Regions from separate parts of the Mus musculus genome. Here all the other regions are linked to region 2. The links are chromatin loops, found by intact Hi-C in ENCODE. Cell type or tissue: left cerebral cortex. All regions are shown on one strand.

Region 1 (8,000 bases), 550 kb before region 2:
TCAAGTGTTAGTGTTTGCCCATTGGCCTTTTTAAAAATTCTGCTATATGCATTGGCAAGAAGACCTTCACAAAAAACTTGTTCATCAAAGTCTATTTAAAACTTTTTTTTTTTATATAGGTGACAATGATGCAGTGGTCCCTGAATGCAGTTTATCCTTGTGAAATCTCAGATGAGTTGCTCATTGAATGGGCAGGCATACCTGAGATTGGTTTCTAGTTTCTCTATTACTTAAAAAGATGACCTGTTGTACTCTGTCCCTAACCTTTCATTCATTTCTGTTATAGGCCAGGAAGGTGTCCTCCATTTACACAAGTTCATATTATCTCCAACAGGTCTCTTGTATCAGTGAGCTCACTTAAGTATTCCAACAAGAATTTGATTCTCTCTGTCCTTCCCACCTTCAGGACTTACACTCAAGTCTCTGCAACAAAATGTCTAATACCTTTCTATTCCCCATAGAGATACATCCTGGAAGTTGTTCACCACGTGGAAACATTGAGTCCTGCACTATGAAAACCCCAAATGAACTGTGCATGGCAAATGTTGGGACCCAAACACCAAGGACAAGGAGAAAACAGAGACCCACATGCACCCGGAACACAGAGGAAGAGCCTGCCAAGGAGGCATTTGCTGCTGCCTTGTTTGGGTGAAATTGTGTGATTCTAGTATTGTGACTTTTTTTTTATGGCCGTGTGCTTTTGCTTTTGTTTTATTTGATAGGAGAACTCTGCTCAATATTCAAAGTGACAAGGAGTTGTGAGTCAAGATGATGCAAAGCACAAGGTTGGTTGGCTTTTCTCCTAGAGGTCATCGTCTGAGTTGGAATACCAAGTGGACCTACAAACAGCATTAAAGATCATTTAAGTTTGCTCAGTGCTGTCACTGTCTAGATTCCTGCCTGTGTTGCTGCTTTTTATCTGTAAGATGCCGCCAGTGGGCCACTCAGACATTCAGTGTTGTCATGACACATTGCTGGTCAATGAGTTGAGGAATTCGGAACTTAGGAAATCATGTACTGCTATTCCTTTGCAAATGAGATGCATATTACAGCCATTAACATAACTGTATCGATCTGACTTCATGTTTTCAGTGGAGTGTAGAGTAGAAATATAAAACTGACAGATAGGAGCCAGGTGAAGACATGGGGTTTTCATGATGGGTCATCAATCATGGAGCCTCAATAAAAAGCATCTGAGATAATTGCTGTGATCTGCAAAGAGTATGTGATGTAAGTTTCATGAACATTCTCTTTTTTTCTTTAATAGAAAATCTTGCACATCTTACCCAGATTGAATCTTTTCCTGGTAGCTCCTTTGATCTCTTTTTAAAGAGGTGGTTTAAAGTAGGTCATTTATCACATAAACCCTGAGAGATTTCAACCACAGCCTTGGACCTTCATGCTTGAATCCTACTCCAGAGATTTAGATTTAATTGGCCTGGGTATGCTGGAGTCGTCAGACATTTAAAAGCTTCCCACGAGAGTCTAATGGGTGGGCAGAGATGAGAAACACTCCTCTAAACTTCACATTGTATACTTGCATATTTTAATGCACTGCTGTTTTGCTAGTCTCAATGTTATTGTAAGTGGGTTTACTCCACAGTTCAACTTTTACATTGTGGGGTGGGGGAGCTAAAAACACCTCACAGCCAAGCAAAAGAAAAACCATAGAGAATAAATGTACTTGTGCCCATCTTTGAATTCATAAATTTCATGGCAAAACTTCCAAAAGTGATTTTTCTATTATTTATAATTTTACCTTTTATTAGATATAGATTAGTTTCATATAGTGTATTCTGATCATGATTTTCTGTCCCTTAACTACTCCAAGACTCATTCAAATCTAAATCATTTTCTCTCTCCCTCCCTCTCTCTCTCTCTCATTAGATAACAAACAGGCAACAACAAAAATCAATGGAATGGTACAAAATAAACAGGGAAAAGGGAGCCAAAGGGGGGAAAATACAAGAAACATGCACAATCACACACTCACACATACAGAAATCCCATAAAAAAAAAAAAAAAAAAAAAAACAACAAAAAACCATAAACTCAGCTGATTGATCATAAGGACTAACTTTACCAATAAGCCAATCATTATTGACAAATCCTACTGAATGGGCTACTAGGAAGTCTGTCTAATGTGGATAAAATAGATCCTTCATTGCCCTTGAAGGGCAATGGCAACATAAAGTTCCTACTACCTACTGTAAGCTCCAGGCAGACCGGTTCCCGGATCCACGGATACCACACACACACACACACACACACACACACACACACACACACACACACACACACAAAACTTATTTTTAATACGCTTTAGCTCAGTGGCTGGGCTCTTCTAAGCCTCTCTCTGCAAACGTGCCCTTCTCTTCGCTCCCAGCTCAACATCTCTAAATTTTCCCTCACCTTTAGTTGCTCAGTTATCTTTAGTCCTAGCTCAGCACCCTAAATCTGCCCTCACCTTAGTTGCGTTTCTAATCTCCTGCCTGCTGCCCCAGGTCCAGTCAGGGAACCAGTCAATGTCCACCCCACCTTAGATCTCACTTGGCTGGTGGCTCTTTCTCCCTCAGAAGCATGGCGACTCTTTTCTCCTATGTCTGACAGCCTGCCTGCGGAGGAAAATAGAAGTCCCACCTCTTTTGCCCAACCACTGGCTGCTAGCATCTTTGTTGATTGATCAAGGACCAATTGGAAAACAGGACCTTCAGGATTCACACCCACATTCCCAGTCAGAGCTTCAGAACCACCCTCTACAGGCATGGCTCATTCCTGAACCCCGTCTCTCTTTGCCTGCTTCTTGACTGTCATACATGATGAACAGCTTTTCTCTACAGTGCCCTTCCTCTTGTTGGTTCTCTCCTGACACAAGTCTAAACGTAATATAACTATCTAAAACTTAAAGTTTTTAAATGGCCAGAATCAATTTTACACATGTATATGACGTGCTTTGGTCGACTCTACCCTCTCCCACCTCCCTCCGGTTCAAATCCTCCCTTATTGCTACAACATTTTTCCCTCCCCCTGAGTCCTTTAAGGTTGCCAGAGTATATATAAGTATTGCAAATACTCACTATAGCGTTGGTAACCTATCACAAACTGCATCACCCAAAATACTGACTCTCACTCCCTCGGTAATCATCAGTTGAAAACAGCCCCTCAGCCAGCGGCGGTATTCAAAAGCAACCTTCCTAACTGTCCTCATGTCTAGCAGTCTTTACTTAACTTTGGCACGTCTTTTTTTTTTTTTTTTCTTTTCACGTGTAAAATAGGAGATACACATTGGTTATTATAGTAACGGCTATATATAAGAGATACCAAGTAATTTTTAAAGGGAAGCAAAACCAGGTAACATAAATAAATGTCAAAGAAATTTTTTGAGATTATCGCCTATAACTTTCAAATCCTCTGACCCGTTCGAGAAAGAGAGAAAGGCCACCTCTGAAGAGAGCACTGAAGGATGACGACTGACTTGTTCATAGCTTCCCACCATCACACTTTGTAGAGCAGGGGTTCTCAACCTCCCTAATGCTACAGCTCTTTAATACAATTCCTCCTGTTCTAGTGAACCCCAAACATAAAATTATTTTCATGGCTACTTCAGAACTGTAAATTGTGCTACTTTTATGAATTGTTATATAAATGTCTGTGTTTTCCAACAGTCATTTGGGGGCCATGACCCACAGTCTAGGGGATTCTCACAGTCTCATGTGGAGACCCAGATGCTGCACTTTTGAGATCCTGGATTTGATTTCTAACTTCAGCGCATAAAATCCAGGGAGCCAACATGGTTGAATAACTGCTCTCAGGAAAGATCCACCTATCCTTCCAGAGTTTTCCAGAGGAAAACACATCATTGCGTTTCTTAGGAACCAGAAGAGAAAGCAGAGGGAAGAGCAAGTATTAGCGTGGGACACACAGGGTGTGCACAATATGGCGAGGGTGAAGCCAGACTCCTGGGATCCAAATCAAGAAAAGCTAGTGTCCAATTGGAACGGCCCTTTTACCAAACAATGAGAAACAGCAGGAAGGAAGTGCTCAGGGAAGGAAATGACAAAAATTCCCAAAGCAGCACAAGAAAGAAGAAGATCTACTTTAAATAAAAGAATCCAAAAAGGGAAAATAGAGAAAGCTAATGAAAGGCCAGCTTGCAGGGAAAGGAGACCCAGGATGGGCCACATGAGGCTTCCATATTAAATTGCAACCAGAGCTTGGTTAGTGTTTTGGGCCTGCAATCTAATTAGTGAATGGTTTCTTATGTTCATGATCTTAATTGACAGTAGGATGGTCGATTACATAAGTTTGAGCAGAAAGGCATAGTATCTGGGGGAAATCTTTAACCAGTGCCGTGTAATGATGACTGTAAATGGTTTTGGTTTTGGGGGGTGTGTGTGTGTGTGTGTGTGTGTGTGTTTCTTTGTTTGTATTTAGTGCCGGAAAGAAGAAATAAAGGTGATTTGGTGATATGCCCAGAATCCTGGGATGAACACACCAGAAATATGTGCATGTGTGCATGCATGTGTGTGGATTTATAACTGAATATCTTGTGAATCCCCAGAACTAAGGAGTAACATCCTCAGTTTTACATCTTTGTCACATAAAGTGACAAAGTTCATGCCCCACAGACATGGACCTGATTTGAGAGCTTTGGGACAATGTCTTCTCAAGCCAGCTCCAGACCTGCTGACTCAGAACCTGCCTCTTAACAATATCCCAGAGGGAGCCATTCCATGTGACATTTGAAGAAGCATTGCTTTCTTGGCTGTACCAGTCTTAGCCTTCCTAGAAAATTTCTGTGGGATCTACATACCGTGACTTTTCATGTCCACTAAAGATGACACCACAAAGGACTTACAAAAAGTACATTGTAGCACTTTGGTGTTACCACAAAGGTCTTACAAAAAATTACATTGTAGCACTTTGATGTTATCACACTCTTAGGCAATTTCCTCTAGTCTCTCTTCTTTTCCTAGGTAACCAGTTAACTTTTAGTTCGGCTTAATTATTATATGCCATCTCTTGCATTAAGCAAATGTGTCTAGCAAGGAAAGCAAACAGAGAAATGGATGCCCAGCACCTGGTATCCCCAGGCCACCCAGTAGCTTATTTTTTCACTGTGGCCACTGGTTTTCAAAGTCACAAGATACCAAATGAAAGACAGCTTTGCAAACCATCACAGCCTCAGGAAAATGTGCTTGGGTGGTTTTATCTGCAGACGTGGAGACAAGTCCCTTCCTTGAGCTCTTCCCTCTCCTCATTTCCACCTCTCTGACTAACTGGAAAGCCCCTGGCTACAGATGTAGAGGCAAATTACCATCTAGACTTAAGTAAGCAGGCACCAGCATCAACACATAAACAGGTTTCATGTTGGAGAGCCAAAGAAAACAGAACACAGCACCAGAAAGTCTTCTGAGCCCACACCAAGTCAGAGAATCCTGAGTTCATGGCGTGTAGAAAATGCCAAATCAATTTTGAATAAATAAGTCACAAATGCACCAATGGAATAAGCTGCCCTGGAAACCATGTCCTTGCATCACTTCAGTGCTTTTAGTCAACATGTTTCCCTAAAGTCTTCATGTAACTTCATTGCTCCTTGCAGCCTTCTCAAACTTGACCTCATCCAGCAACTTGCAAATTCTATCGTATTTCAACAAAACAGTACTGAAATCCGAACAGAGCCAGTGTCTCAAGACCACTACCAATAAGCTAGTACGAGTTCAGGTACTACCACGTTGGTGCTGCATAATACTGGGCAATTGCCTGATTCGTAGAACCCATATATTCTTCCCAGTAAAACCGAGCTACACCATCTTCTATGTGGGGTGCTCGTGTGATTTAACTAGACTAGCATCTATGGAAGAGCATAGGCCAGTATGAAATGCATGTTACGTTACCAACAGCTCGCTGTACATTTCCTATTACCTCACCAACTTCAGCTCATTGGTCCCACATCCCTGACCTTACCAGATTCAAGAGTGACTTGAAGCCTATTAAAAGTATTTTAAGTTGCCTATTAAAGCGTATATTATTGAGTACCACATCATATTTCTTTACGTGTGTACCTTGTAAAAATATTCAAATCTGAATAAACCCATCTCTGTCCTACATTATGTTATGACAATATATTCAAAATGCTTTGTCCTAGTTTTTCCAAGATATACAAACCATCTGCAGTCATACTAGGCATAACAGCAAACTAGAAGTTTCTCCCATCTTAGTACATAACAACCAGTTTTCTCCCTTCCTCTTTATAATCCTAAGCTTCTTGTAACCCCCATTTAACTTCCTAGTCTCCTGAAGATTAGTGTTTCTAGATTGCATGTTTGAGTAAGTTCACACAGTCTAACTCCATGCCTGCCTTATCATTTAGCATAATGTTCTCCACAACTGGGCATCACTACAAGGAACAGTTCCATCTTTTCATGACTGGACTATTCCTTTGTGTTTATGTCTCCCAGTATATCTACTCACCAGTTAAGAGAGAACTCATTTCCATTTCTGAGTTGTTTTGGTTATTTTGCATAGGGCTGCAATTTAACTGGGAGCACAGACATTCCTTATTCCTTCCAAGCACTCCCACTTCCTTTAGCTTTGCACTTCATGCTAGGATTGCAGGATCATGTGATGACTCTATTCCTGCCCCTCTTTTCCCCTAAATTCCCATATATCCCTGATGAATGAAGTCTGAAATGTGACCTATTGGTTTATCCCTACACTTTGATACCAATACTGTGCTGTTGTGACCAGTAGCTTTGTGGTATATTTTGAAGTCAGTTTATGTAATTGTGCACTACCTTATTGGTTTTTGTTGCTGTTGTTGTTCAAGATTGCCCTCATTAGTCAAGGTTGTTTCTTGGGAGGAAAATGATTTGTTTCCAATCTCTATGAAGAATATCCTTTTTATTTTGATAGAGAGTGCCTAGAATCTGTATACTTTGTGATATGTGGACAGTCTAATAATATTCATTTTTCAACTCATGAGTAAGGAATATATTTTCATTGTTAATTTCATTTTCAGTATCTTTTGAAAATATTTTATAGCTTTTATTGTATTGTCTTGCTTTTTTATTAAGTTTTCATTTTGTAGCTATTATAAGTGAGGTATTTTTTCAGATAATTCTCAATTGATATATAGAATTGTTGTTTATATTTTATGATCATTTATGTATTTAAACTTTTTAAAATTTTATTAAATCTTTTTTTACAGTCCAGATTTTATCCCCTCTAACTGTTCCACCCTCTAACTGGTCCACCCTCTAACTGTTCCACATCCCATACCTCCTCCTCTGTCCCCTCTCCTCCATCTCCACAAGGATGTCCCCTCCCCCAACCTCCACCCCACCAGACCTCCGCACTCCCTGGGGCCTTCAATCTCTTGAGGGTTAGGTACATCTTCTCTGAATGAGTCCAGACCCAGCAGTCCTCTGCTGTATATGTGTTAAGGGTCTCATATCAGCTAGTGTACTTGCCTGGTTGGTGGCCCAGTGTCTGAGAGATCTCTGGGGTCCAGGTTAATTGAGACCGCTGGTCCTCGTACAGGGTTGCTCTTCTCCTTAGTTTCTTCCAGCTTTTCCCTAATTCAACCACAGGGGTCAGCAGCTTCTGTCCATTGGTTGGGTGTAAATATCTGCATCTGACTCTGAAGTAAACATCTGCATCTGAAGGTGCTGGTTGGGTCTTTCAGAGGGCAGTCATGATAGGCCCCTTTTTGTGAGTGCTCCATAGCCTCAGTAATAGTGTCAGGCCTTGGGACCTCCCCTTGAGCTGGAACCCACCTGTCACTGGACCTCCCTTTCCTCAGGCTCTTCTCCATTGTTGTCCCTGCTGTTCTTTCAGACAGGAACAATTATGGGTCAGAGTTTTTGACTGTGGGTTGGCAACCCCATCCCTCACTTTCTGCTGGTGGTGGGCTCTACAAGTTCCCTCTTCCCACTGTAGGGCATTTCATCCAAGGTCCCTCCCTCCCTTTGAGTCCTGGGAGTCTCTCACCTCCCAGGT
Region 2 (8,000 bases):
AAGGCGCTTTTCTTGCAACATGTGTTCTTACCGTCATGTACTGCCTGAAGCACACACCTGAAGCTACAGGATCATGCTGCCAGCCTAGCATGGACTGATCCTTCCGAAACTGTGAGTCCAAACCACCCTTCCTTTTCAGAACGGAGTTCTCAAGTACCTGATAACCAGAAGAGAGAGCTGTCTAAGAGAACACACAGCCCAGATGCCTTATAAAGCAAGCCAGCATCCAGAATATAGTTCTTGGTAACTTTTAGGGCAGCAGACATTTGGGAATCTGAGACTCCTAGTTACAAACTCTCTTCCCATAAAATTAGCATATAGTTTCAGGGTGGGTCTTTCCAGACCATTCCATTTGGTTTCCCAGACTGATACACAATATCAACTGCTGAAACAGTTGATTGTCACAGTTATCAATTTCTTCAAGTAATCTTTCACCAAACCATTTAAGGCCTCCAGTTTTCCTATGGTGTTGCCAAGCATATTTTCAGCTTGTATCATTATGTATCTGAAAATGGCAGGCTCCAGAAATAAAAGGAAGTCAGCCCATAAGTTTGTAGCTTAACCCTTTGACTTAGAGCCAAAACACTTTACAATGATTCCTGTAAACCACTGACGCAGCATAGTAAGCCCATCAGTAACATGATGTGTAGATGCCACCAAGGTATACACCATTCCCGATGAAAAGAACAGTTGTATGTCTCAGTGCCGGGGATCACACTAAAAGCCATATTCTCTCTCTCCCTCTCTTTCCTCCCCCCTCACCCCCCGCCCCCAAATTTTATTTAATGAGTGCTCTGATGCATATACATCCGCAGGCCAGCAGAGGGCACCAGATCCTCTTATAGATGGTTGTGAGCCACCATATAGTTGTTGGGAATTGAACTCAGGATCTCTGGAAGAGCACCCAGTATTCTTAACTGCTGAGCCATCTCACCAGCCCCCAGGCCTTATACCTTTTAGGCAAGTGCTTTGTCATGACCTACACTTCTTTCCAACTGATTGTCAGGGCCTGGCAACAATTTTCAATTCTTTAGTCATGTTTCCCTGCTCAATACAGACTCTAAGCATTTCAACTTTCAGTGGGTTTGGGCAGTGATCATATTATAGGCAGGGAGGCCTTCCAGTCCGGCCTAAAATCAGGAAACACTTGTTCCCTCCCAAGTTCATGTTAAAATGGAATGGTGTCACAGTATTATAAGACAGAATTTTCAAGAAGAGATTTACCAGGAGGTCTCTACCCTCAAGAATGGATTAATGTCATTATCGCAACACCAATGCATTAGGAGTCTAGGTTGCTTATATAAGGCTAAGTTCAGGTCTTCTTGCTATTTTGCTGCCTTCTCTCTGCCTTTCTACCAAGATGACACAGCAAGAAGCCATTTATCAAATGCCAGGCCCTTGATCTCCCATTTTCTAGCTTCCAGTTAAGCGAGTCAATAGATTTCTGTTCATTATCCATCACTAAGTCTGTGACATTCCAAGCACTGGTAAAGCTACTACAACTTTCTTTCCAGTTTTGTCTAAATGACTAAAGATAACCCTAAACTGATTAGAATTAGCGAACAAATTAAAGTTTTTGTTCAGATACTTCCCCCATAGTTTCATTTTACCCAGCAAGATAATGAGGCAATCATGAAACTATCCACATTTCATAGAGAAGAAAAATAAGACTGAAATGACAGCTTGATTGAAATAATAAAGCATTAAATGACAGAACTTGAAGAGAATCTCAAATTACTATGGTTTCCAGTTAAGTGCCTATATTAGTTTAGGTTTAGTTCATCTGAAAATGACAAAATAAAATAGTGATTTACACAGAATGGAAACATATTCATGTTTTAGTAAGGGATGCTCAAAGGGAAGTATCAAAGGACCATCTGACAGGACCACAGTCTTCAAGGACCCAGCTCCAAAGGGCATACTCTCCAGTTACCTTCACAACATAATTAGGCTTCATGGGCAAGAGAGCACTCAGACGTCTCCCAACTTACCAAGTCCACAATCCAGCAAGCAAGGAAGAAAGGTGCATACCAGCTCCGCTTTGATTTTAATTTTGGTATTTATTTATTATTTCCTTGTTTCTTGAGACAGAATATCTCTGCTATGTAGCTCTGGTTGTTTAGGAGACCCACTTGCCTTTGCCTCCCCAGTGGTAGGATTAAAGCCATGTGGCATCATGGCTAGCCCAACTGGGTTTTAACAAAAAAAAAAAAAAAATAATAATAATAATAATAAAATAAAATAAAATAAAATTCTCCTAGAATCTGCAAACAGAATAACCCCACACCTAAATGGAAAATAGCCACAGAGCTAGAAAAGAAAAGGAAGAAAGGAAAATGAATACAACTAGTGTTTTCTGCCTTGTATCATATTAAAACGAAAGGACAGGAAAATGTTCAACTCCAGATATTTGCTACACAACATGCACCCCTATGTTGTGTGACTATTGTTTTGCCGGCTTATGTATCACCGTAATGTGACATATACTAAATACAGAAATATATTCAAGTCATAATACTGTGTATAATTTTGAATAGTTCTTGGTCTACAGAGAATGATAGAAGTTAACTTCTTTTTTAAAAGCTATTACTAAAATTGAATTTAAAAAAATTAAGTCACGGATGCTTTAAAATGCACTAAAAGTTCCTTACAGCATGAGGGATAAAATTCTAATGTCTCAGCCTATCACAAACTACCTTCCCAGACCGGTTTTTCCTCAGTGACCCTGATATACTCTCTCTAGCCAAGCAGCAACTTTTCAACGGCCCTAAGTAGGCCTTATCTTGTTCTGCGTTATCACCTAAGAATGCTTTGTTCTCCCACCAGCACCTTAGGAAAGAATGATTTCAGCAACTCTTGAACACTGCCATCCCTACAATACTGCATGTTGTTTAGAAGGATGTCAGAGTTCTGACACATAGGGAGAACACCTTGATGAGCTAGAGCAGAATTAAGGAACAAATACTGTGAAAATTCCATCCCTTACACACAGCTGGGAGAATAAGAACTTTCATTACCTAATGAAGTTAAATGAAAAAGCCTCTAACATTTGCCTTGGAACTTAAAGGTCAAGAGTAAAAATAGAGATCACTATGATAAATTAAATATATTTGAGTTTTTCTGGTTATAACTATACAAGGTCAAGAACAAATTACTTTTTAAATCCATGAATACTTTTTAAAGATCTGTGCATTTGTTCTGTAAGGACAGGAGTTAAAACAGGAAGCACATTATGAAAACCTATTTAGTTTTGCTGTCACAATTAAAGCCTTTGGCTCCACACAGAATGAAAGTTACTTACTATTTCCCATTCTGTGGAATGTACATTTTCATTGTACACAGCTAAGCCTTCATTAAAAAAAAAAGAAAGGAAGAAAGAAAGAAAGAAAGAAAGAGAAAAACAGAGATGGGAAAAAAACCTTTTAAAAGTCCTAAATAAAAATAAAATAGGCTTACTGAAATATATGTGCATGCTTTAATTCCCAGAATCAGGAATATAATAGGAAAGAGTCTTTAAGACGACTGATAAAATCTAATTTCATACTTAAGCTCCAAGAAAGGGGGAAACTAAGATATGCACTTCAATATCAAATACTTAAAGATGAAATCCAAACTACTATGAATTACTAAATTAGTTTTAATTTAAAAGAAGCTTAGAGTTATTGTGTCCTACTTTAAGTGCCTGCATATACTGAAGAACGAAATGGGTTCAGCCGTACTGTCATACAATTCTTTTTGTCTCTGTGATAGTTTACTTGCCCAATTTCATTCTCACTCCTCTAAAATTATACTCAATATCTGGTCAACAATATTACTGGAGCAAGAACAATAATCTACATTACTTCTTTTCATTTTATATTCTATTTTTGCTTTAACATAATAAGCTAATGCATGCCTTTGTCTTGGTATTGGATAGAATTATCTGCCAACCCTGCAAAACCCTTTCCTAATTTAAAATAACTACAAGGTTGCACATTACACTAGTAAATTTGTAATCAACTTAAAGATAATGTGTTAAAAGCACAATTAAATGTGTCATAACAGAAGAAGGCCTTGGTAATTACAAACAGTGCCTTGCTTGCTAGCTTTTTAAACAGTAGCTCAAGACTGTGAAAAATCGCCACCCAGTGATGCAAAGGGAAACTGCAATTTGTTTTTGTGTAGATGGAGTACCTGGAGGATTACTTCAACTTCATTACTGAATGAGCTCTAGCCTTCTGCTGTGAATTCTGGGTACACAAGGGAAAGCATGTTTTTCTACTAACCCCACCCCTCACTTTATGCTTAGTCTACATGCTCTACAATCTAAAGAGAGCAAAAGCTTCAGAAGTCCTAGTAAAGAAAAAAGCTTTCCATAAACATGAACTAATTTAGTTGTACGTGACTACTCTAAATACTCCTGTTATCAAGTAAAGTGCCTTGGCTGTCCTGGACCTGAAATTTCAAGTGACCATTAAATAGAAGTACTAGCCGAAAGGAGAAGGTATTCTCAGGTGGAAAAGGAAAGGAAAGGGGCACCATTTTCAGATTTAACAGTGTAACTGACTGTGGCCTCTTTAGAAACTGGTCATAGAGGCTCTAAGGAGATACTGTAACCAATTCTAAACAGTCCATACTGGCAGGGGATTGTTTCTCAGTCATAGACTTTCTCACTGAGAAGCCAGAGGATAAGAAAACAAAACCAATCATTTTTTGCTCCTATAATGTTTCTGGTTCAGATACTAATTTAAAAATCTTAGGTGAATATCTATTGGCCGTTTTTAGTGAAAGTTTACCTGCAGGTTCACTGATCCCCAGTAGGTGGCACTGCTTGGGGAAGTTATGGAAGTTATGGACCTGGAGCTTTGCTGGAGGGAGTCTTGCCGGGCCAGCTTCACAGCTTCAGCCGTCTTCCAGTTCTCTCTCCTTGCTTCCTGCTCTGATCCCTCAGCCTCCTGACCTGGCCTCAGGATACCGTACCTTCCTTCCCTGCTGTTATGGACATCTAGTCCTCTGGAAATATGAGCCCAAATAAACTCTCTCTTACAAGTTGCTTTTGGCTGTAGTATTTTCTCACAGCAGAAAAGTAACTAGTACATATTCCAAAATATGTGAATATGGTACCCTGTTAACAATAAAACTATGAAAAAATATACCACTGAACTTATCTTTTCAAAGTATTTTCATATGGTATGCCCTGAGATTAAAGTAAATATTACATAAAGAGACTGCTATAGAGTGACATGACAAAACAGGTAGTTTACCACAATAAAAAAAATTTTAAAGTTTGTCTTTATAAATTTTAATGGTAATACAATAATTCCTAGTAATGGTTAGAATTTTTATCAGTTAAGTCGATTAAGTCTGTGAATGCTAATGATATTTTACTACAAAAACAATACTACTATGAGCCTTCAACTTCCAGGAGGTTAGTTCTATATAATAATTTAAAAATATTTTAGTTATTTAAAATATCGGAGAATAAACAGTGAGGTAGCCAAATTAGGATCCAAACTTAATAAACAGTGATAAAATGCCAAATTCTCCTTTATTTAAAAGAAAGTACATTCATGTTTAAAAGGTAAAGTACACAATTTAATGTTCTCAGGGGTTTTTTTTGTTGTTGTTGTTGTTTCTGTTTTTTGGCTTTTTCTTTTTTTAAAATATTTTTATTAGGTATTTTCCTCATTTACATTTCCAATGCTATCCCAAAAGTCCCCCATACCCCCCCACTCCCCTACCCACCCACTTCCACTTTTTGGCCCTGGCGTTCCCCTGTACTGGGGCATACAAAGATTGCAAGTCCAATGGGCCTCTCTTTCCAGGCCATCTTTTGATATATATGCAGCTAGAGTCAAGAGCTCCGGGGTACTGGTTAGTTCATAATGTTGTTCCACCTATAGGGTTGCAGATCCCTTTAGCTCCTTGGATACTTTCTCTAGCTCCTCCACTGGGGGCCCTGTGATCCATCCAATAGCTGACTGTGAGCATCCACTTCTGTGTTTGCTAGGCCCCGGCATAGTCTCACAAGAGACAGCTATATCAGGGTCCTTTTAGCAAAATCTTGCTAGTGTATGCAATGGTGTCAGCGTTTGGAGGCTGATTATGGGATGGATCCCTGGATATGGCAGTCTCTAGATGGTCCATCCTTTTGTCTCAGCTCCAAACTTTGTAACTCCTTCCATGGGTGTTTTGTTCCCAATTCTAAGAAGGGGCAAAGTGTCTACATTTTGGTCTTCACTCCTCTTGAGTTTCATGTGTTTCACAAATTGTATCTTATATCTTGGGTATCCTAAGTTTCTGGGCTAATATCCACTTATCAGTGAGTACATATCATGTGAGTTCTTTTGTGATTGGGTTACCTCATTCAGGACAATGCCCTCCAGGTCCAACCATTTGCCTAGGAATTTCATAAATCCATTTTTTTTAATAGCTAAGTAGTACTCCGTTGTGTAAATGTACCACATTTTCTGTATCCATTCCTCTGTTGAGGGGCATCTGGGTTCTTTCCAGCTTCTGGCTATTATAAATAAGGCTGCTATGTATGGCTTTTTCTTTTTGCCTTAAACTATTGAGAAGGCTGGGCTGGTTCCACAACAGGCTTCAAATTGGCAGTCAAGGAGACTATGCCTAAGAACGTGGCAAGTCCAGGAAAGCCCAGGCAAGTCAGTTACTAGAAAAAAAGAACCCAGGCTTCAGGCAGCTAGTCAGAAACTGCCCAGCTACCAGAAGCTGCCCACCACCTGACCTGAGGCAAGGACAGTGGGTCAGCAGCAGTTTCCAGACTTCCCCAGCAGCAGTTTCCAGCCCCCACTCAGTTCTGGAATGTCCCTAGAGATGGAGCAAGATAAAGGTCACCTACTCCAGAATTTCCCTAATGTGCTTTAAATCCCTCACTTTGTGGTCTCCATCTTGGATTGAGAGACCCCAGCATGGTAGATTTCTGCAGGATAAATTACTCTTTGCCTTTATATACTATTTGAGTCTGGGATATCATTCTTCATTGAATCCTGGACCCTTGCACCATCACTAACGGCTTAGGTTAAAACTGAGGACACAGTGAAAACACTGAAACCCTTTCTTCCAGCTCGCTGACATGTGTGGGATTTTATTATTATTTACAGTCGCCATATTGTCAACAGTGCGTCACAACTTCATATGCTTCTTCTTCTATATCAACTAAACAAACAGCTTGAAAAATGAAATGCTGACAGTGTAGTATTTCAGAACTGCAACAGTACAGATGCTAAAAAGATAGGCTCTGGCACCGGATTGCCCAGGTTAAGTCCAAAGTTGCTTCATGCACGGCAAAGAACCTGGAACATTAGTGCTCTGTACACGGTGATAGTACCACATTACTTACAGAATACTCTAAGTATTTTCTGTGCATTAATTAATTCAGTTCCATACTAACACCTGGGACTGTTAAACAACTTCTTAAAACTGGAAAACCTAGTAGGGTGTCAACCCTGCTCTGCCTGTGAAGTCAGCATTCGGATCGCTACTTAACTGTAAGCCTGTGCAGTGCCTCTGAGTTAGACGTGAGACGATGTGACAGATGAAAAGAGAAACGAGGGCAGACGCCACACTGACTGACTGCACCGAACCTCAAGAGGCCTTACAAAGCCCATAGAACACCAGGTATACAAAGATTTTTGTTGTTGTTTTTCCTTCAATAAAATTATTGAAATGGAAACTTTACATTTAAAACCAACCGCAGTTAATCAGACAGAATCAGCTGACAGCTCCTGAGGAACATGGAGGCCTAGGCTGATAGCCGCTGGGTCATTTGAACAAAGTATACGGTCAGATCAACTACACTACACATTTTATTGTTTTTCTAGGATTATACAGAATTGATTCCTCTTCATAAGTGTCAAACTTCTAGACATACGGTCCTGGGACAACATCAATCATGCTCAGTCCAACACGGTCCTGGGAAAACTTGCTCAAAACACAGCATGTCAGCTTCTGAGAAAACATACCATTAGAGTGGGGATAGAAAAGGCAGAACAGCTGGT
Region 3 (8,000 bases), 360 kb before region 2:
GAGATCTTCAGCACTTCCTGCCTGGATGAGGGAGAGTTCAGCAGAGAGTGGGCTGCAGTGTTTGGAGATGACCAGCTAAAGGAGCCAGCACCCATGGGGGCCCAAGGAGAGCCAGACCCCAAGCCCCAGATAGGCTCCGGATTCCTTCCGTCACAGCTTTTAGACCAAAATATGAAAGATCTCCAGGCCTCTCTGCAAGGTAGGTACTACAGTGACTAGAAACACTTTTATTGTTCATTCATTCCCCCACCCCTTTAATACAGAAGTATTTTTGCCTGTGTATGCATACTCTATTTTTACTTTATAACCAGTATCTTTTAATGTTATTATTAGTGTATTTGTCATTGTTTTATTATTATTATTATTACAGTGACTTTTTAGCTGAAATCTCCAGATCACACCCCAACTTTAAGATGTAGTGTCAGACTCAAGATCAGTTCTTTCTAATAATTTTCCCCCTCTCGGGACATTCTTAGGAGAGTGAGGGGAGGTTGTGGGTCTTGCTGTCTCACTTGGATTTAAGTTGTATGCTTCTGACTACGGCATACAAGGTAAATCCCTGTCACGGCCTCAGAACAAAGAGGGTTTCCACCCTGACCAAAGTATTCTTCATTCGCAAGGGTTCAGGGTGTACCAGGCCTCAGGGTCAGGCCAATGCTGGCTGAGCGTTGCTGGTGTGCCCACCCCCACCCCCACCCCCACCCCCACCCAGTGATTCAAAGTTCAAAAACAAGCTCAATGGTGAAGCCTGGGGCTTTCTAAACTGGTCTTGAGAAGGAAATCATTTTTCTTCTATTGTGATTTTTTTTTCCTTCCTCTCATGCTACGTAAACCAAGATAGGAATGGCTACTACTAAGACAGGTTCAAGTTGTTTTGGTTTTTCCAAGAACTTAAGCTATCTCCTTAATAAACACCATGTTTACCTGGCACTTAAAGTGGAAGGCAACTGGCAGAGGGGGAATGATTAAGTAATTATGAGCTATTACAACCGTAGCTCTTTGGAAATGAGATCATATATATGGGACCTGGAGGGACAAGATGAAAGTCCCCTCCCTTTTTTTTTTTTTTTTTCTCTTTTACTTTCTCTGTAAATCCTGTTTTTGCAGCCGTCTCACATGGTAGCAGTCATGAGATTGGAGATTGCAGGGATACAGAGAAGGCTAGAAGTCTGCTTCTGTGCAGTATTTCTACTTCTGGCTTCGCCTTCTCCTTCACTGGGTGAAGCCAAGTGGGCAGCCCTGTCAGTTTAGCCCAGCATTCTTGGAGGGGAGGACCTAACAGGTGTGGGAAACTCCAGAGGCCAATCTTTGTCCTACCTCTGTGAGGTTCTGTAGCCCCTCCAGCTGTGTCACAGAATGATCCTTACTAGTCCCGCCCCCACCCCAGCCCCTCGATCTACTGCATGTGCCCTACTGCTACAGGGAGCTGTAGAGGCTGACAGTTCCTGCCAGAGTGAGAAAGCAGGGTCCCATAGCCTCTTCCTGGACAGACAAATGTGTGAAGAGCTCTGGTCAGAGAGAACCCAAGAGCTGTAACAAGATGGTGACTGTGGGCTTTGCACTATCAGCCTTGCACCATGTCTGAGAAGAAGGCACCAAACCACATTCGGGACAAGCGGAGGGAGGTATCCTGACAGGAAGAGAGAAATGCAAGGTGTGACCTGCACCGGGAAAGAGGTTGCACAAAGAGAGGCTGTGTCTTTCTCAGGCAAACAATCTCACTTGCTGTTACTGTCCTTATGCGTGAGCAAGGTACTCTCTCATTAGCAAGCATCTTCTGGAGTCCCCCTTTGTGACAAGCACTGGAAATGTGTCTGTGAACAGAGCAGGCAAAGCTCTCTGCGTTCCCAGAACCCATTTTATAATGGGGAGGAAATGGGGAGCAATAAACCTAAGAAATGATACACAATAAGTAATGAGAAGGTAAACACAGTCGGCTGGCTAGCGAGTGATCTGTGACCGGCAGGGGCGATGGAGCTAGGGAAGCCAGTGTTGTGGGATGGCAAGCCTTGCTGAGGATGAGAATCAGCTACGTGGGCAGAGGAGACAACCTGCATTGACCCTATAAGGTCAAAACATACACAGCAGGAACAAGGTCTACAGGAAGAGCACTTCTTGGAGCCGACTGAGCAAAAGTGAGTGGAATGAAGAAGTGGAGAGATGCTCCAAGGCCACAAAGCCAGACCACGGTATAGACTGGGCCATATGTGCATGATCTGCTTTGCCTCTTTAATGTCATTTGGGTTGTTAGTCTCCTCTCCTTCTGGGCTTCTAGGGAGCCGAATGCTAAGGCTCCTCGGTGATTATGGAGTTTCCTTCGCATGCAAATGGCTCCCAACAGAATGCCATTTAGAGGATTTGAAATATCAAGGGGAAAAAAATGTCTGCGTGGTTGAAAACTAAATCCACCCTACTCATTGTCCCCCACAGCTCCAGAATCTCACTGGGAACAGCTTTCATGCTGTCCAGGGCTGCCCTGATTCAGGGTAGATAACAGGACAGCTGTTTGTAGCGGCTGAGCACTTTGTAGGCTTCTGTCAGAATTCCTCTCATCCCCCAAATAAAAAAGGATGAATGTTAGCTTAAGATTTTTTTTTCACTGCATTCATGGGTGAATAGAAAATCCATCTAATATGCTTGAGTAGTTGTATGTAAATAAGAGTTTAATAATGACTGCTAAGCCCTGGCCACACTGTATGAAAATGGATTCCTTGGGTTAACCAGATCGTGTCAAAACCTAAATTCAGTAACGACTGAAATAATTAAGAAGCTAAACTCAACACGGGGAGGTGAGACTTGTTGGTAGATTGGCTCATTGGCTCTGGGTGGCAGGGAGTTGAGCCCAGCTTTCTTTTGTCGTTACCCTCTTCTTCTCCACCATGTGGTAGTGGTGAATCTCTATGCAGCTCTCTGAGTTATTACTTTATATTTAGCAAGTGAGGCATTGGTCTAGGCTTATTATCCCGGCAGAATCTTTTATCTGTGGGTTGGCTCCCAACTCCGAGAGGCTAAGGTGTAAAATCTAGTAATTCTCTGAATCTAGCAGCCGCAGACTGTAAGGTTTCATCATCCCGTGTTCAAGACAGCACATGCTGGGGCCAAACACTGTGGTCTCTCTTTTCCTGTGTCAACTTATCCTTTTAATCTGCTGCTTCCCAGGCACGCACTGTTATCATCTACACTTTAGAGATGAGAAAACCAAAGAGGCAAGCAGTTTGCTGGCCTAAGGTCACACTCTTGGTAAAGGCAGCTTTGAACTAAGGAGCTCATGCCTACCACTAGGACTTCTGTGACTTCTGTGACCCTTCAGCGCAATGTCTGATAGCAGAAGTAGCATCCCACAGACCCCTCGGGCATCTGCTGCTTGGTGAACGGGGCTTAGGCTTATAGTCATCAACCTGGCTGTGGGTCCACACAGGAATGAAGACACCAGTGCAGACAACAGGATGAATGGTGGTATAGAGAGACAGGGTTCTTGTCTAACAAAATAGAATGATCATAAAGAGTAGAATATTTGAAATTGGGTTTTTATAGATGACTCTTGAACAAGAAAGCACCATTGTCTGGCTGAGACACCTTCAGGGAGACTACAAAGAAAAGGGAAAGAGCGTCCTCCTACTGGGGCTGGCAAGATGGCTCAGTGGGTAAGAGCACTGAGTGCTCTTCCAAAGATCCTGAGTTCAAATCCCAGCAACCACATGGTGGCTCACAACCCCCCATAATGAGATCTGACACCGTCTTCTGGTGAGTCTGAAGACAGCTACAGTGTACTTATTTATAATAATAAATAAATCTTTGTGCCTGAGCCAGCAGGGTTGACCGGAGATCCTAAATACAATTCCCAACAGCCACATGAAGGCTCACAACCATATCTGTACAGCTACAGTGTACTCATATACATAAAATAAATAAGTAAATCTTTAAGAAAGAAAAAGAAAGGAAAGAAGTCTGTCTTCCTTCCTTCCTTCCTTCCTTCCTTCCTTCCTTCCTTCCTTCCTTCCTAGTAAAAGCTGTAGGAGTTCACAACAAAAATTACAGGTCTGATCAAGTCATTTTAAAATTCAGTGGAATTAATGGGATTTCTCAGAGTTTGTGAACATATTGGCCTGAGGGAGGATTCTGCTAGCTTGGTTTCTGTTGGGAAAAAGACCATAATGAAAAGCCACTTGTGGATGGAAGGGTTTAGTTCATTGCACACGTCCACCTCCCAGTCCATTACTGAGGAGAGTCATGGCAAGCACTCCAGCAGGAACCTGGAGGCAGAGCCATAGCATGCTGCTCCCTCGGCTTGCTCCCTAAGGCTTGCTTAGAACAGCCAGGACCACCTGCCCTAGAGTGGCATCACCCAAAGTGGGCTGGTTCCTCTCACATCAATCACTAATCAAGAAAATTTCCCCATTGGCAGCCCCACAAGTGACTCTTACAGTGGCAATTCCTCAGCTCTAAGGGGCCCTCTTCCTGGATGACTCTAGTCTGTGTTAAGTTGACAGAAACTAACTGGCATATGTGGCTAGCACTTCCTGTACCCGAGAATGATGAAAAAAATTAAGCATCCCTGGAGCTTCTAAAGGAGTAGGGGGAGCCAGTCAGAGAGCACCCAGCAAGAAGACACTGAGGAAGGCTGGAAGCTTCATAGCCCATGTCCTTCCCAACATTAAATTCTTTCATTTAAAAGTAGACTGATACAGGAAAGATTACCAGCTGCTCAAAATAAGTGCTCCAGGAGATCTTTCCGCTCAAGATTCTACACACAAAAGCTAGAACTCTTGTTACAGATTCACAGAATCACAGAGCCTTGTGTTCTTGCAGGGTATTAGTTCATTTTGCCCAGCTCTTAGACGTTCTTGCCATCTGGGTGGGTTTTAGGTTTGGGTTATCTCAAACAAACCTCAGGCTGACCTCATCTCTTTCCACTCCTGGGTTAGCGTGGTGCCAGGTAACTGACATTTCCAGTCCCTGATGGCAACGTGTCAAGGGAAAGAGAGCTGTATTTATGGTATGAGCACAGAGAGAGCACTTTGCTTGTGCCAATAAGAATGCTAGCTCCCCTCCCTGCAGCAGAGCTTTGGAGGCCTCCTGAGCAACATTTGCAAGGCAGAACTTAGAAGCTGCAGGTTTCCAATGCCTCTGGTACACAGAAGGATCCTTCACAACCAACTCCTCTACCCACTCTGTAGGTGAGGAAATCCAGGAACCTCAGAAGGACGTGTGTTTTGCCAAGTTCCCACACTTTCCACCACGGTAGTGAGAGCTAAATTCTCAGCTTGGTTTACAAGGTCCTTTAGTACCTAACCCTAGTTTCATGGCTGCCCACAACTCCCACACCTTTGCTTTGCACTACTCAATGACATAACTATGCCAATGAACCAGTATTCTTTTTTTTTTTAGATGGTGGTGTTGAAATATGAACCGAGCTATCCTGGAACTCACTAGGTAGCTACAGCTAGCCTCAAACTTTCAGTCATCCTCCTGCCTCAGCCTCTCAAGTGCTGGGATTACAGACACACGCCACTATACACTGAATCATATTCATCCATCCACTGGATTCTAGCCATGCTAAGCTGTAGTGCCCCCAGATCTTTCCACCAGCAAGACTTTGCACGTTCTGCTTAGAGCATGCTGTCCACAGCACACGCATAGTGCTGTCAGTTCATCCACACCCCAGCAAGCTGCATTAGCTGTTTTCTATTCCACACTTCCATCACACCCTGTACTTAAATCACCCTCTTACCTCACCTTATGGGAAAACTGATTTCATTTCTGTCTCCTCCTTGGGTTGTCATAGAAACGGGATCTACAATTGTGTTGCTCGCCATATTTTCAGATCATAGCTCAATGCCTAGAATGCAGTGGGTGTTTAAAATGTACTTGTTTGAAGGACGGGTGGATGGGAGTGGGTGGATGAATGGCTGGATAGCAGGCAAGAGTGAGAGCAGCTGACAAATGGCGTGACAGCAGGTGAAAGGGTGGCAAGCCTAAGACATGAACCTTCAGATAACACTTCAGGGTTTACTCCTAGGGTATACTGGGGTATACAGCATACCTGAGAGCTTTACTGAGAGCCTGCTTTCCAGCTTCCCTACCACTTGGCTTTACACACAAGATCCCAGTTCACTTGTCCCGAAGCCCAGTGAGACAGGAATCTTACGCATCCCTTGCAGGTGTTCAATGGACCTGAGGAATCATGGCCACCATTGTTGTGTTCCTTCTTTGTTTTTTATAGACACACACACACACACACACACGTACACACACGTACACCCAGGTCCCCCAGGCTGAGATGATAGCAACTCTGCCTAGGCCCTGTGCTTTAAGTGGTAAGACACAATCACAGCAAAGCATTCTCTGGCCCATGTGTTTTGGTTCTACTTGCTCTTCTTGCTGGGCAGTATTAGTTCTGGCTCCTTGGAATTTCCCTATGTGTACACAAAGGGAGCAGGGCTGCTTTAGCAAACTTTATGTGCGTTTTCTGCAAATGGGTAGCACATTGACATGTCAGAGGAGCCCAGAGCTAGCAGTTTGTTCTTGAGCTTGGGGTGCCCCTCCTGCCTCCACCCTTCACTATTCCTCTCTTAAAAGAATTTCTCTTGATGTAGGGAGACATCTTTCTAGCCACACCTATGTGTTAGCGAATGCCGCTGCCAACAACCACTGGCTAGGGAACAGTTGATGGCAATTACTGGAATATTAGCAACACTCAGTTCTTTCTCAATAGCAGTGTCTCCTGACAGAAGGCAAGGCATTCGAAATCTGGTTGTCATTCCACCCATAATTATTCTCATAGCACCCTTCCTCTAAATAATTTCCAGAGAGATACAGAGAAGGCTGGGATTGCCATTGAGTTTAGGGATTTGTTCAGTAGCTGGTACCTACCACATCAGTGCCATTTTATCCCCTTGTACCCATGTTCAAGCTGGTAGATGGACAGTAAGAAGTGAATGAGACTCTACATGTCAGCCGTTAATTGTGCATAGCATGGGAAGGGAGGAGTCAGGATGTCCATATGTCTGTTAAGCTGCCAAGGAAGACTCTACTACCCCACCATCTCAGCTTCCAAAGAAGAGATGGCCTCAAGTTCTTTCTCCTTTCATGTATGTCCTCAGAGGTGAGGAAGCCTTCTTTTGTGGATTCTCAGTAGCCAAGCTATACCAAATAGTCCCTAGATACAGACGCATTCAGCTGGATGACAGTTGTAGGCTGGGGGGGGGGGGGTGTGATCCCCAGCACCCCCAAAAAGAAAATAAATACAATTTTCCTTTATAAAGAAATCTTGCTCCATCATCCCTTTGCATGATATGCTTGAAAAATACAATTCATCACGCTGAAGAGATGGAGTCCCCAGTAGGAACAGTATTGCTCTTGCAGAAGGCCTAAGCTCGGTTCCCAGCCCCCACCTTAAGCAGCTCAAAACCACCTGTGACTCCAGTTCCAAGGGGGACCTGATGCCTCTGGCCTCCGTGGCATCTATACTCGCCTGCATGTGTCCACATTCTTCATACAGTCATACCCGTAACTCAAACAGATCTTCCAGTAAAGAGAAAATGCAGTTTTGATTTCTGGCACTTTTCTTGATATACAGAGTCCTTTGTAAGTTTCCAAGTGGCAGGTTACAGAAAAGGAGGCAAGCTCCACTTTAGAGTGCTGTGGAGCACACACCATTCTGTACTCTGAAAAATGCAGTGAGTTGAATACGTGTTTTAATCCAGTGTTCTTGATGGCTCTGCTTGGAAATGGGTATCACGCATGGTTCAGAAGCAAGAAGCAATGTCTTGTTGAGTTTATACTATCAAATAGCAGCATCGACTTTGAAACTCAGTCCTCACAAGACTCCCCCTGAGGGGAAAAATTCCTGAACAGAACAGCAATGGCTTGTGCTGTAAGATCGAGAATCGACAAATGGGACCTAATGAAACTCCAAAGTTTCTGCAAGGCAAAAGACACCGTCAATAAGACAAAAAGACCACCAACAGATTGGGAAAGGATCTTTACCTATCCTAAAT

The links. Hi-C counts contacts between places; a loop is a spot of excess contacts. Peaks named below come from ENCODE experiments on the same cell type or tissue, not always from the same donor. Only the 100,000 strongest peaks of a DNase experiment are listed, where the experiment ranks them.
Region 1: a loop joins it to region 2, with 6 times the contacts of the local background. A loop is called at or near these places in 15 of 42 quality-filtered maps.
Region 3: it touches region 2 in a loop (2.7-fold over the local background); 2 of 42 quality-filtered maps call a loop at or near these places.

What each region holds. Positions count from the first base shown.
Region 1 is chr6:8,823,038-8,831,037 of GRCm38, reverse strand. No RefSeq gene overlaps it. Among named protein-coding and RNA genes, the nearest start is that of Gm38765, 21 kb to the right of the region's middle. In left cerebral cortex, no CTCF peak of the experiment used is centred here; no DNase peak of the experiment used is centred here.
Region 2 is chr6:8,271,434-8,279,433 of GRCm38, reverse strand. All of the region lies in intron 2 of Umad1 (UMAP1-MVP12 associated (UMA) domain containing 1), which reads right to left. Among named protein-coding and RNA genes, the nearest start is that of Umad1, 16 kb to the right of the region's middle. In left cerebral cortex, CTCF peaks have their summits at 829 (motif pointing right), 4,125 and 4,788 (motif pointing right); DNase peaks (open chromatin) are centred at 4,129 and 4,778; H3K27ac peaks cover 934 bases.
Region 3 is chr6:8,636,172-8,644,171 of GRCm38, reverse strand. It overlaps Ica1 (islet cell autoantigen 1), which reads left to right. Exons shown (of 14, transcript NM_010492.3): 13 at 1-199. Among named protein-coding and RNA genes, the nearest start is that of Gm35621, 17 kb to the right of the region's middle. In left cerebral cortex, no CTCF peak of the experiment used is centred here; DNase peaks (open chromatin) are centred at 3,026, 4,580, 5,193 and 5,828; H3K27ac peaks cover 2,305 bases.